2 separate regions of the Homo sapiens genome follow, and region 1 is linked to region 2. A link is a contact called in ENCODE Hi-C or POLR2A ChIA-PET data. All regions are on one chromosome and are shown on one strand. Each heading gives the region's core, a stretch centred on a gene start or an enhancer-like site at or near the end of the contact. The rest is flanking DNA. Distances are from core to core; before and after follow the strand shown. Region 1 holds the start of EIF4A2 (eukaryotic translation initiation factor 4A2). Region 2 holds the start of KLHL24 (kelch like family member 24).

The links. Hi-C counts contacts between places; a loop is a spot of excess contacts on that map. ChIA-PET counts read pairs that join two places held with the same protein, here RNA polymerase II (POLR2A). Pooled maps may share reads with other maps.
Region 1: a map of CD8-positive, alpha-beta T cell shows a loop between it and region 2 (22-fold over the local background). The contact joins the promoter of EIF4A2 here to the promoter of KLHL24 in region 2. A Hi-C loop is called at or near these places in 1 of 168 maps with a recorded cell type or tissue (CD8-positive, alpha-beta T cell) and 9 of 50 pooled maps. POLR2A ChIA-PET finds 5 or more read pairs at or near these places in 1 of 52 experiments (activated CD4-positive, alpha-beta T cell).

The regions. Positions count from the first base shown.
Region 1 is chr3:186,781,425-186,787,648 of GRCh38, reverse strand. It overlaps EIF4A2 (eukaryotic translation initiation factor 4A2), which reads right to left and starts at 4,072. Exons shown (of 11, transcript NM_001967.4): 1 at 4,010-4,072; 2 at 3,172-3,217; 3 at 2,953-3,085; 4 at 2,548-2,687; 5 at 1,598-1,766; 6 at 1,376-1,485; 7 at 1,004-1,147; 8 at 385-522; 9 at 65-154. The coding sequence starts at 4,038. SNORD2 (small nucleolar RNA, C/D box 2) reads right to left here and starts at 2,853; the gene lies at 2,784-2,853. SNORA63B (small nucleolar RNA, H/ACA box 63B) reads right to left here and starts at 1,326; the gene lies at 1,202-1,326. It overlaps MIR1248 (microRNA 1248), which reads right to left and starts at 977; the gene lies at 872-977. It also overlaps SNORA81, SNORA63 and SNORA4. RefSeq lists an enhancer at 3,167-3,396.
Region 2 is chr3:183,633,239-183,640,149 of GRCh38, reverse strand. KLHL24 (kelch like family member 24) reads right to left here and starts at 4,527. Exons shown (of 8, transcript NM_017644.3): 1 at 4,357-4,527. It overlaps LOC107986162 (a long non-coding RNA gene), which reads left to right and starts at 3,541. Exons shown (of 2, transcript XR_001741042.2): 1 at 3,541-3,615; 2 at 3,866-5,987. RefSeq lists silencers at 3,122-3,451, 3,502-3,821, 4,012-4,081, 4,092-4,201 and an enhancer at 4,622-4,681.

The DNA.
Region 1 (6,224 bases), core at 2,823-5,322, 3.1 Mb before region 2:
TTAAAAACCTGCCCCCCAAAAAGCTAACTTTTGGTAGATTTTTAAAAAGCATTAAGAGACTTACCAACAAGTCAGTAGTGATCAGAACACGACTTGACCCTGACCGGAATTCCCTCATGATAACATCTCTCTCCTTCTGGTCCATGTCACCATGCTGCAAATTAATAAACCTTAATTCAAGAATCACCAGTCAGGTCGGTATTTAATTTTAATCAACATGTATGAGACCAAGCGTCCCTGGCTGCTACAGGAGAATAGCAGACAGGTATAGTTAAGAAACAACTTTATTTTAAGCAGGGGGAACGACAACACAGCACTTAGCAGCTATATTGTAGTCTGAATCCTGCTTTAGTGGAAATCCAGACATTTTAGAACACCTCTTACCAGAGCAGAAACTGTGAAGTCTCTGGCATGCATCTTCTCAGTCAGCCAGTCCACCTTGCGCCTCGTATTGAGAAAAATAACAGCCTGTGTAATGGTCAGTGTCTCGTACAAGTCACAAAGTGTATCCAACTTCCATTCCTGTAATGTTTAGAAGTTAAAGTTAACAGTCATTTAGTTTTTCCAACTCTTCAGTTAAAAATTCATTCTGGGCCAGCCACAGTGCTAATGCCTGTAATCCCAGCCCTTTGGGATCCTAGCACTTAGAGCCCAGAGTTCCAACCAGACCAGGGTTTCAAGAAAGTGAAACTGTCTCTACCCAAAATACCAAAATTGGCCAGTCTTAGCCAGTCTCATAACCCAGTCTCAAAACGTAGAAATTATAAAAATTAACTTCATTCTGTTAGGTCTAATGAGATATTGCACCAAATCTTAAGACAAAGGACATTGGACATTAAGAAAGAGGTCCACCCCAGTCTTTACAATCTAGTGCTGTTACTTTTCTTCTTGTGTGTACTCTGCTAGCATTATTGCAAAAACCAAGACATGGTCCTAGTGTCTGCAATTTTAGCACAGTGCTTATACAAGAAGGTAAAATAATGTCTAACAATCAGACAGTTACCTCTCTCTCAACATTAATATAAAACTGTTTGATTCCTTCAAGGGTCAATTCTTCCTTTTTCACCAGAATTCGAATTGGATCTCTCATGAATTTTTTGGTCACTTCCAACACATCAGTTGGCATTGTGGCAGAAAGCAACACAACCTTAAAAAGAGAAAATTATGTTGTAGCACAACTTACACATTAATACCCAAAGGAAAATGTCTGAAGCCAAGCGTCTCTGTCTTACTACGGAATGAAGGTAGACAGAGTTATGCATCAAGTGCTTTAAGCAGGGGGAACGACAACAAAACACATCAGTTGTATTGTAACAGTACCTGCATTAAATAAACCCCATCTCTACCTTTAAGAGGGGGGTGAAGTAATGCTTACCTGAATACTTGTGTTTAGTTTTTGGAAAATCTCATAGATTTGATCCTTAAAACCACGGCTCAACATTTCATCTGCTTCATCCAAAACAAACATTTTGATCCATTTTGGAGCTGTTAGAAACAAAGTCATACTGTCATTTCTAGATCTACTCAGTGATACAATTTGACTTTTCAACTATGTTAACAGTTTTAAAAAAAATACTCTCTTAAAGACAATACTTACAAAGGTATCTTCTGTTTAACATATCAAACACTCTCCCGGGTGTACCAACAACAATATGTGGTGCTTCAGCCTGCAGTTTTTGCATTTCATTTCGAACATTTGTTCCACCAATGCAGGCATGACAAGTGGCTCCCATATAGTCTCCAAGTGCCAGAATTACCTTTTGGATCTAAAACCCAAGCCTTAATTATTATTCCGCAGAACTCCAGGATCAATGACTAATTTTTAAAGCATAAAGGCAAATATAATCTGGTCTGCCAACAGCTTTTATGCATGCACAGCACAAAACTACTTCCAAGCTTAAAATGCAGACGACCTAACTGCTGCAAGGTAAAATTCCCTTAATGTCTTTCTTATGCCTTGTCAAACTTGGGATGCTGCTGCTCCACGCATCAGCTAGACAATCCAAGAATAACGTTTCCTACATTATTCTTCACTGTAGGTAGGGAGTACGTAGTGAAATTTATGTTCTGTAATTACAGCTAGGGCAAATGATTTTTTTCCCCCAGAGGGTATTGTGCCTTATATAATCCTGACCTCAATAAAGCCTACAGCTTTATTAGGAAGGTTTACTTCAAAGCCAATATAGCAGTGAGCTTTGAAAACATAGCATGCAACAGATGCATCACGAACTACGGAGACAGTCAAATGGTAACATGTCACTGCAGTTTTCATGTTGCACAACTGCATTCAAACTTAAAAAATGGGGACAGATCTAGTACATCCAAGAGAGCGCTTCGGATTCTCAATCTATTAGTATACAACCCTACAAACCATACCTGCATACCCAGTTCTTTTAAAACTTTCAACAAAAACTCCCTGCATGCATGGACAATTAAAAGGAGGGATCTGGTAGGACCAATTTATACTAAGTTTTAAATTCTTCACAGTTGTGAAACCTGAAACCTATGCAACACGCAAGCAGTTTTTTTGAACTACACTATCAATACCTGTTGAGCCAGTTCTCTGGTGGGGGCCAATACTAGTGCTTGGGTCTCCTTGAACTCAATCTCCAACTGTTGCAGGATGGAAATAGCAAATGTGGCTGTCTTGCCAGTACCTGACTGAGCTTGAGCAATCACATCATACCCTAAAAAAAGTAGGATACACATTTACCGATCCCACATCAAATTGTCACTTCTACTTCACACCATGTATTCCATTTGGAACATTATGCCCAAATAATCAAGTGATCAGCAATGAGTATTCTCTTCATTTCAGGTCAGTCCCGAAAGATGATTGCCATCATTTCACTTTAAGGAATACAAACAGGTGCTAGTCCCCCAGAGGTTACTTTCCCTTTTATGGTTCATGTCTATGTAGAACAATTTCCTAAAAATGCCAGTTTCTTTTACCTTTAATACAGGGAATAATAGCTCTCTGCTGAATAGCGGAAGGCTTCTCAAAACCGTAAGCATAGATGCCACGAAGGAGAGACTCCTTTAAATTCATATCATCAAAGTTATCAACAATCTCATTCCAGTTGCTCTGTAAGTTAGAAAAAATAATGCACGCATAAATGAGATGAACACACTCACCTTTCCAAAGCTTCAAGATCCACAACCGTTTCTTACCTCGATGACACCATCGGGGTCCATTCCCTCTGGGCCGCCATGTTCTCTGCTGACAAGAATACTGCAGTCAGACACCCCTTCCAGGCCACCTCAACTGCACCTTAAGCGCATAGCCCTTTGCAACCCGTCTCAGCACGTTAGCCTCCCCTGCACAAGCTAAAGCAGCAGCCTCAGGGCGAATATCCACACTGTGCGCCTTCCCTAAAGGTTGGGGCCTGCGGATGCCCGGAAAGGCAGCCCCCCAGGCCCGAGCGCATGGCGATCCCGTTTCAACTGCGGAGCGTCTCGCGAGAGCTCGGAGCGCCGAACTCCGCCCCCAACAATGCGCAAGCCGGGTGATTGACGCGGGCGGAGCGGCCTGGCGAGGGCGATGCCAACGGTTCACCGGCACCGGTCCTGTCCCGTCGCCTCCGCGCCGTGGCCGAGTGGAGACCGCTGCCTCCAACCCTTCCCCAAGTAAAGCCTAGGACCCTCCCCCAACTCGTGTGGATGACCGAAAATAAAGCTTCGGGTCCTGGTTACAGTGTACCGAACTCGGACTGCGCCACGGCTTTTTACTCCATGTTTCCCGTGCTCTACACTGGGAAGGAAAGCAGCCGAAGTTTCGTAATGTCTTAGAGAGGAAAAACGCCCTTTAGCCACTGCTTTCGCACCACCGTCCTATCTCCCCACAATCCGGGCCCTACCCATCATGGAAGCTTCTGGAAGGGCACAGGAGTGCTGTACCCTAAGAAAACGTCCATTAATTTAGAGTTTTTGCCTCCGTGCCATCCACTATCATCTCCCCTGGCGCCCTATGACCTTCACTACAGACCGCGACCGCCAACAGACTGCATACCTGTTATAATCCGCGGAGCCACCAGACATGATCCGAAAAACCACTCAGCGCCCGACTGAAAAGACAGCGGCGCCCAACCACCCGTTTTTTATAGGCTCGTGGCCGGAACCCGTTTCTTGCGGAGGAATTTTCTCGCCGTGCTTCGGTCAGCTACAAAATTGTGATCCTGGGGTCGTTACCTCGGATAAAATCCTAAGCAAGTTGGTAGAAAAACCCAAATGTGGTAATTTCTCGATATTACAGGGTCGCTGGAAATCCTAGGGCCCGGGGTTGGGTTGGGACTCTTTACCTCGCGGCGGAAGAATATAGCTGCGGAGTTAGTTAAACCTCGCTTTCCCCGCCCGCCCTGCTCCTACGGGGTTTCCGCGTCCCTGACGCAGAGGCGGGCCGGGGGAGCCGCGCCGGAGCCGGAGGCGGAAACCGGAGATGCTGTTCGTCGGGCGGCCGGGGCTTCCCGCGGGTGACAGGTCCCGGCTCGCGGCTCGCTGCCGGCACTCAGGTGCGGGAGGGGAACTCGGTTATTCCGCTTGCTCCCACCGCTGTTTAATTCCACAATGAAGACCTGCCTGGCATTTAGCCCGACCGTTAACATCCATTCAGATCTTGGAAACGTAAAATTCCTGCTAGGGAAAATGTCGGCCACCCAGCGAGTCCCGGGAAGTCCGGTTTACCGGTACATTTTGCAGCGCGAGAAGGAAAAATGGAGTGTCATTTGCAGATGTCTCTGGAGTGGCCAATTCTATTCTCATATCATTTCCGGTCTCTCGCTTTCTTTTTAAGAGTGTTACTGATTTTAACCTAACAGGTGTGAGGAATGCCTGAAAAAAATCATAAACTTTTGCAAATGGATAGAAACTAAGCAGTAATTTTCCTTGGAACGCACGAATTTAAATGGACGCTTTGGCAGATACAGCTCTGTGCCGCTTTGGGACTACATCGGTTTTGATTCCGTCTATATTGGTCATTTTTTAAAGGCTGTAGACTTTGCCGATATATAGTGAAATGTTGATTTATTGAAATTCAGAGCAATAATATCCTTGCTGCGTAAACTGCACGGGTCTTTAAGCTCCAGACGTTTTCAATTAGCCCCATCTCAGGTCTCTCGACAAAAACAAAAAACAATATATGTAGTCATTTAACTTTAAAATACAACCCTACCCATGGTGCAAAATATCATCGAGACTATCAGGGTAACATTTTCTCATATTTCAGAAGGCCAACTTAAAGAATCATTACTGGGAAAGCTGACTCAATTTTCTATATTATAGAAGATATTCGGTTCTAAATACTACTTTTTTAATACAAAAATTATTTATTTATTTGAAAATTCTTATCGTGCCAGGAACTAGGACAAAGATTAAGAATACCAAGATGGCAAAGTGGGCCAGGCCCTCAGTCCAGTGGTACTGCTCCTCATTCATCCCTCTGTAATGTTCGAAATCCAGATTTGAGGTGATGCCAGATATTTTCTGAGAATGATGGTCGTCAGACATCCTTGTTGTCTCATCCAAAATCTACTAAAAATATCCTGAGATCTAAGAAATTGAAAAAATACTAAATCGAAAAAGTGACCAACCGTTTGGTTTCACTTGAGCCTTAGGGTGAAAACAATTGATCATAGGGTGATACCAATCAACAATTAACACTTAATCGTTGGTTGTTTTCTTTAGGATTAGCACTACACTAGATGGTGTAGGATTTTCAAGTCTCTTAAGAGGAAATAAAGGCTAAACTCTATGGTATAGGTTTACAAGTGCTAAGTAAGTTTCAAGGTAAGAAAACTTCAAATACAGTCAAAATCCACACCCACACTGCCTGTAACCTTACAGTGTATTCCTAATAAATGCAGTGATTACCACATTTGCGTGTGCTTACTAAATAGTAAATAACATTTGTAACTAATAAATGAATTAAAGATCAAAACGTATACTTTAACAAAGTTTTGCATATCAACACAGAGCGTGCTCTTTTAAATTTAAGTGATTCTGCTTACCTGGAATCTGAAATAAGATAGCCTTCTCAGTGAACTATAAATGCTTCTTTGTCAACCTTTAGTGTTTGAAATCATTTATACTGCAAATAATCCTAAAAGTCAGATTATTTCCCTATCTAAGCCAACTAAGGTAGTTTAGTTTTGCTCTTCAAGAGCCTCAGCTGACAATTCTAAAGCTATCTAGCAACCAGAGAAGCAAAGAATTAGTACAAATCTGTCAGT
Region 2 (6,911 bases), core at 3,278-5,777:
TTATCTTGCTAACATGTTTCTTTTAGGTATTTAATGCATTGTTTTATTTGATAATCAAAACACCTATAGATATATGATATAGTTATGTTTTCTGTTAGAAAAATGGTTTTGGTTATTTATTTATTGAGATGGAGTCTCGCTCTGTCACCCAGGATTGAGTGCAGTGGCACAATCTTGGCTCACTGCAACCCCCACCTCCCGGGTTCAAGTGATTCTCCTGCCTCAGCCTCCCGAGTAGCTGGGATTACAGGAGCGTGCTACCACACCAGGCTAATATTTTCTGGGTTTGTTTGTTTGTTTGGTTTTTAGTGGAGATGGGGGTTTCACTATGTTGGCCAGGCTGGTCTCGAACTCCTGACCTGGTGATCCACCTGGCCCGGCCTCCCAAAGTGCTGGGATTACAAGCGTGAGTCACCACGCCCAGCCCGGTTTTGGTTTTTTAATTAAATCTGCAAGGATGCCAGCAAGGAGCTCTGCCACCTGAACAAATTTGAGATTTTTTTTTTTTTTTTTTTTTTTTGAGACAGAGTCTTGCTCTGTCACCCAGGCTGGAGTGCAGCGGCGCGATCTTGGCTCACTGCAAGCTCCGCCTCCTGGGTTCACGCCATTCTCCTGCCTCAGCCTCCCGAGTAGCTGGGACTACAGGCGCCCGCCGCTACGCCCGGCTAATTTTTTGTATTTTTAGTAGAGACGGGGTTTCTCCGTGTTAGCCAGGATGGTCTTGATCTCCTGACCTTGTGATCTGCCCGCCTTGGCCTCCCAAAGTGCTGGGATTACAGGCGTGAGCCACCGCGCCCGGCCACAAATTTGAGATCTAATATTTTACATGACTTCTCTATGAATAAAAGCACATAGTCAGTGGTTTATATTTATCTTAGTAGTGACACGAATTATTTACAGTGGTAGCCTTTGGAAACCTCAGTTAAGAGTAAAGCCCACTTTTTTTTTTGAGACGGAGTTTTGCTCCTGTTGCCCAGGCCGGAGTGCAATGGCGCGATCTCAGCTCACTGCAACCTCCGCCTCCCGGTTCAAGTGATTCTCCTGCCTCAGCCTCCTAAGTAGCTGGGATTACAGCCGCCTGCGGCCACACCCGGCTAATTTTTGTATTTTTAGTAGAGACGGGGTTTCACCACGTTGGCCAGGCTGATCTTGAACTCCTGACCTCAGGTGATCCACCCGCCTCAGCCTCCGAAAGTACTGAGATTACAGGCGTGAGCCACCGCACCCAGCCAAAGCCTACTTTTAAAACACCAGTTTAGTAGTCTTTAAGATGTGCCAAATGTTGAAATACTTTAACTCTGGGATGATGAATATAGGCAGAGTGCCAAACTCTTCAATTTAAAGAAGTTTGCTTAGCGATTGTTTTATTGTTTATTTTTTGAGACAGGGTCTCACTATGTTGCCCATTCTGTTCTCAAACTCCAGAGCTCAAGAGATTCTCCTGCCTCAGCCTCTGGAGTAGCTGGGATGACAGGCAAGCACTTAATGTGTTTTTAATAGGAGAAACAATAGCGGTTTTTAAATGTCAACAGTTGTCAAGTGGCTATATACTCTCCAGTTGTTTCAGTCACACCAGAAATAAAATCATACAAAAATATATTTTTCATACGTATACTTGTGAAGATATTTACTTACATTTTTCCATTATACAGTCCATACCCAAATATTTATTGAAAAAAGTGTCCCAAATTTTTGTCAAATAGACAAAAATAACTGTGGTCACTTATTTGATTAATAGTATTTATTTTTCACAGGCTTGACCTTTGGGTTTTAATGAAATGGGAGAAAAGGAAGTTAAAAAAAGTTATTGAAAAAGCATTAAGGTTCAACAACTTGGACAAAAGCCAGGAAAGTTTAAGTTAAAGCTGGTAGTCAGCCTTAACGCAGAATTTATTTCTTCTTCCTGTTTAGAGACTTAGGTTGCTGGCTTTGTTTGAATAAGCAAGCCTTTACTGAGTGATGGTTTTACTTTTTCAAAAGGTTAGACGATTGCATTTTGTACTCATTTAGATACATTAAATACTCTCAATGCACAAGTGATGAGGCGGTTCTGATCACAGGAGATGCTCATTCCGGTGTAACCATCTCCTCTGGAATTTTAAAGAATGCATAACCAATAGGAACTGTTCATATTCAATTCCTGCTTCATCCAGGGGAGCTCAAACTTCCTTCTACAAAAATGTATTGTCTTTGCCAGGCACGGTGGCTCACGCCTGCAATCCCAGCACTTTGGGAGGCTGAGGCGGGCGGATCACCTGAGGTCAGGAGTTCAAGACTAGCCTGGCCAACATGGTGAAACCCCGTCCCTACTAAACATACAAAAACTAGCCGGGCGTGGTGGCGGGCGCCTGTCATCCCAGCTACTCGGGAAACTAAGGCAGGAGAATCGATTGAACTCGGGAGGCGGAGATTGCAGTGAGCTGAGATGGCCTGGGTGACGGAGTGAGACCACTCCACTCCAGCCTGGGTGACAGAATGTGAGACCCTGTCTCAAAAACAAAACAAGTGTATTAAGTCTTGAGTGAATTCCTATATCTGCAGAAGAAAATCTGACAAAACGCAAATACCCTATTAACTCAAGCGATTAGAAAAACCATTTTCAACACACTATGGCTAAAAATGATTGGTCTTGAAGATTTTATTACCGTCAGCTTAATGTACAATTTTAAAACGACACAGTCGCAACCCACTTCTCAAACATTTTGAATTACCACGGGAATTAAAACATAGAAGTGTGTGACCTAGAATCCCTCAAACAAGGAAAACAACTCATCCGAGCCGAGTATGGAAGAATCTTTACTTTTTAGGGGAGTATCTTCAAACTATCTTTTTTAAATAGTAGAAATCTGCTTTTAAATCTCAGCCAACAACAAGCAGATTTTAAATCTATTTTACAACCCTAATAAAAACCAACCTCTTAGCTGGTGGACCCAGTCTGTAGCTGCAAATACAAAGACGTGATTTTTGAAAAGCTGCCCACAAGAGCAAGTGATTAATCATTAAAATCCACTAAAATCAATTGTGAACAGCCACTGCCTCAGGGGTGACCGTGGGGCCCCCTAAGATGTGGCACTGTGATCTATATTTAGCTATCTAAACACGTTTACAGAACTGGCAACAACGTGTTCGCAGGACTTCCTGCGAACCACCCGGCAGATAACGCGACACTAGTTAAAGGGTGTTAATTTTCCGGTCCTCGGAGGGCAGGCCACGGTAGCCGATCTCTGCGTGCCCAGAACTGCCTGCAGGATCAGGCAGCAGCAGCGGCGGCGGCGGCCACCGAGGCTACCAGCCGCCCGCAGCAGGGGCGGGAGCGCGCGCCTCCCGCACCCGCGCCACCCGGCTCCACTCGGGCCGCAGCTGCAAAAGCAGCGACAGCGCGCGCTCCCGCGCGTCCTCCAGATCACCTTCAAGGGGGCGGGAAGAATGGCCCAGGGCAGGCCCACCTAGTGACAATAAAAACTCGCCAATAAAAACTCGAACTCTCCCTCGGGTACCGCCCACAAGCTGCCGCAGGCGCCCAATCCCCGCCGCGTTAACAGTCTTCACCCGGGGTGTCCAGAACTTGAGGGCGGGTCCATTAGGAACTAAATTAAGAAACTGAGTCCTGGAGTGGTAAGAAGGTGGGGAGGTTAGGCGGGGACTGCGCCGGCGGAACGCCCGCTCCCCCGCCCGCCCCGGCTCCCCGGGGACGGCCGCAGCGGGCCGGGTGTCGCGATCGTGGTAAACAAAGGCTCGCAGGGGACGGGGGCGGGGGTAACGGTCAGGTGACAGTGCCGAGTGCATTTCGCAATCGCTTTAATGGGGCTTCACGGGCCCGCGGCCCTGGGGACCCCACCTTGACCCCGTCATTCCTCCCGGACAGAACCGACGGTCGTCCCACCAAACAAGAAGGCTGGATTTGAGGCGGTCGCACTCCCCCGGGCTTCCTGAAATAAAAAGCAGCGCCCCGTTCGCAGCCCATCGGCAACAAGCAGCACCCGTCTGCCCAGCCGCCTCCCCCGGCGGCGCCCGGCCCCGCGGCGACTAGCCTACCGCACCTGCGGCTACCCCCAGTCCCGGCAACCACCCCGCCCTAGCCAGGCCGCACCAGCCGCGCCGCGGTTCCGGGCCGTAGTGCCAGGAGGCGCGCGCGCCCTCCCTCAGGGCTGTAGCTACCAAGCGGGGGAGGAAGACCCCCCAGGTGAACCCTGGAGGCCCCTCGCCTCAGAAAGGGGCCCTGTAGCCCAGCTGCAGCCTCTCCGCAGACCGCCAGTCTGGCTCTGAGAGGCCGGCCGCCGCTGGCTGCCCTCCCGCAGACACCCCGGTGGTCAGGACCGCCGTCGCCCCTCCGCCCCCGAGGACTCAGACTCTGACCGGTTCCTCGCCTTTCGGCCGGTCCCGGAGCTGTCACCCCCGGTACCTCTCGGCGAACACTGGAAGCAGCCAGCAGTGGCTAACCCCGCGGTCCCTCAGCGGCGGGCGGCGCAGCGCACTCTCCAGCGCCGGCGTCTCCTCCAGCCACCAGTCTCTGCCGCAGCTCACAACAAAGGAAACATGTGACCGTCCGGGCCAAAACACTGAGCGTCAGCGAACCCTGGCCAATCCGGGTGGGCGTCCTCCGCCCCGGGGAACCCTGGGAGATGTAGTTCACGCTTCCCGGTGGCCTCCGGGGCCACCTGGGGCTCCCGCCGTGGGGTGGGTGTCGGGTGCCCAAGAGGACGAGACCCACCCAAAGGGCTGCTGACTCAAAAACACCTTGTTTTAAGCAGAGACAGTTAAAAAAATGCCTCTTGTGTAAGGAGCCGAGTGAGAAGCCAGAGTCGTTTCTTTCCTTCCCTCAAAGGCCCCTGCCACGTCCCAAGGAAAAAGCCCGCGATCAGCCCTTCGACTTTAAAGCTTGGGTCGAAGCTTAGAGAGCTTTTTATTTGACCCTTTGATAGACAATCGGAAATCAGGCCTGAGGGCCTGCAGGGTGGACGAGACTAAAACCCCAGTCCTTAGAAGGAGCAAGGAAAACCACCTCTTTTTTTTTGATAAAGCTGTTACTGTCCCTGGTATCAAATCCTAGGTTACCTTTTTATTTTAAACGCACATGCACGTCGACCAAAGCTGTCACAAATCCCTGTTTTCCAAGGTAGATGGAGTTCCTAAAGGACATTGTGTTGTCGTTTTGTGTCTGCAAGCTTTTTGTTTTGTTTCGTTTTGAGACAGAGTTTCGCTCTGCCACTCAGGGTGGAGTGCAGTGGCGCAATCTCGGCCCACTGCAACCTCTGCCTCCCGGGTTCAGGCGATTCTCCCGCCTTAGCCTCCCGAGTAGCTGAGACTACAGGTGCCCGCCACCACGCCCAGGTAATGTTTTGTATTTTTAGTAGAGGCTGTGTTAGCCAGGCTGGTCTCGAACTTCTGGCCTCAAGTGATCCGCCTGCCTTGGCCTCCCACAGTGCTAGGATTACAGGCATGAGCCACTGCGCCCCGCCTGCAGGTATTCTTTTAAAGGATGATTGCAACCATTTAACTAGTTTTTGGTTTCTGATACCAAATTTAAAAATCTCTATCTTCTACATGTCATGAATACCGTCATGCCTCTATTAAATTAGGCGTTGTGTTCTGATGACCAGAGGCGGAAATAATATGGAAGGCCTATATACAGGCCTTTTAAACATACTTTTTAGGCCTCTTTTCCATCTCTTATTCAATTATTTGAGCTATTTCTTCTGGTATTTATATATTTCCAAATAATGTATGACTATTTCCTATTAAGGAAGCTATCCTTCTCATAATCTGGTTAAATCATTAATGTTTACGCTAATGAGACCATGTATTTATTATTCATTGTTGAGACAAATCGTATACAATTTCCCATCTTGTATGGCTTTTGGTTTTCCTTGGAGTTTTAATAATTATCCTCTTTCTTTGCTTATTTTATTATGGATCTATCACAATGTCCTCTTAGTTTTTCTAAAACGATAAAATGCTTTCAATACAACTCCATATAATCAAACCCATCAGATAATCCATCGTGTGTGTATGTGTGTGTGTGTGTGTGTGTGTGTGTGTGTGTGTGTGTGTATCTGTACTTTTTTCTTAGAGTCATTGGTCCGCAGTTCCAATGACTGTTTGGGAAGCTTGCTTCTCTGTCTTGGGTCTTCCCTTCTCCAGCATCCTAGCATTTTCTTCTGTGATTTCGAGCATTGCCTCATATTTTGGTAGAGCACATTCCTCTTAAATAGCTTCCTAAGAAAAGGTCCATGAGAAGTAAATATTTTTGAACTTTTCATGTCTAAAAATATCATCACTCTATTTTACCTTTGAATGATGATGTTGCCTAATCATACAATCTAGATTATAAATTATATTTATTCGGGATTTCGAAGATACTGCTTTATTAACACCTAGATTCTGGTATTGCTGTCGAGAAGTACAATGCTGTTCTTACACTGATTTTTTATATTTGTTGATGTATGCTTAATAATTCCCGCTCCTCAGGAGGTAGCTGCTGAATAGGTTCACGTGGTCTTCTCTTAGCAGCTCCTTATGAGCACCCCAGGCTCACGGATTAGCCTTCTTCAGTTTTGTTATTCCTTGTGATTTAAGACAATTTCTGGACTTTGGAACTTTTTTTGTGTGTGTGTGACGTCTCACTCTGTCGCCCAGGCTGGAGTGCAGTGGTGCAATCTTGGCTCACTGAAGCTCCGCCTCCCGGGCTCACACCATTCTCCTGCCTCAGCCTCCCGAGCAGCTGGGACCACAGGCGCCCGCCACCACGCCCGGCTAATTTTTTGTATTTTTAGTAGAAACGGGGTTTCACCGTGTTAGCCAGGATGGTCTCGATCTCCTGACCTCATGATCCGCCCATCTCAGCCTCCCAAAGGGCTGGGATTACAGGCCTGAGCCACTGCGCTCGACCTGGAACTTTTTATTTACTTATT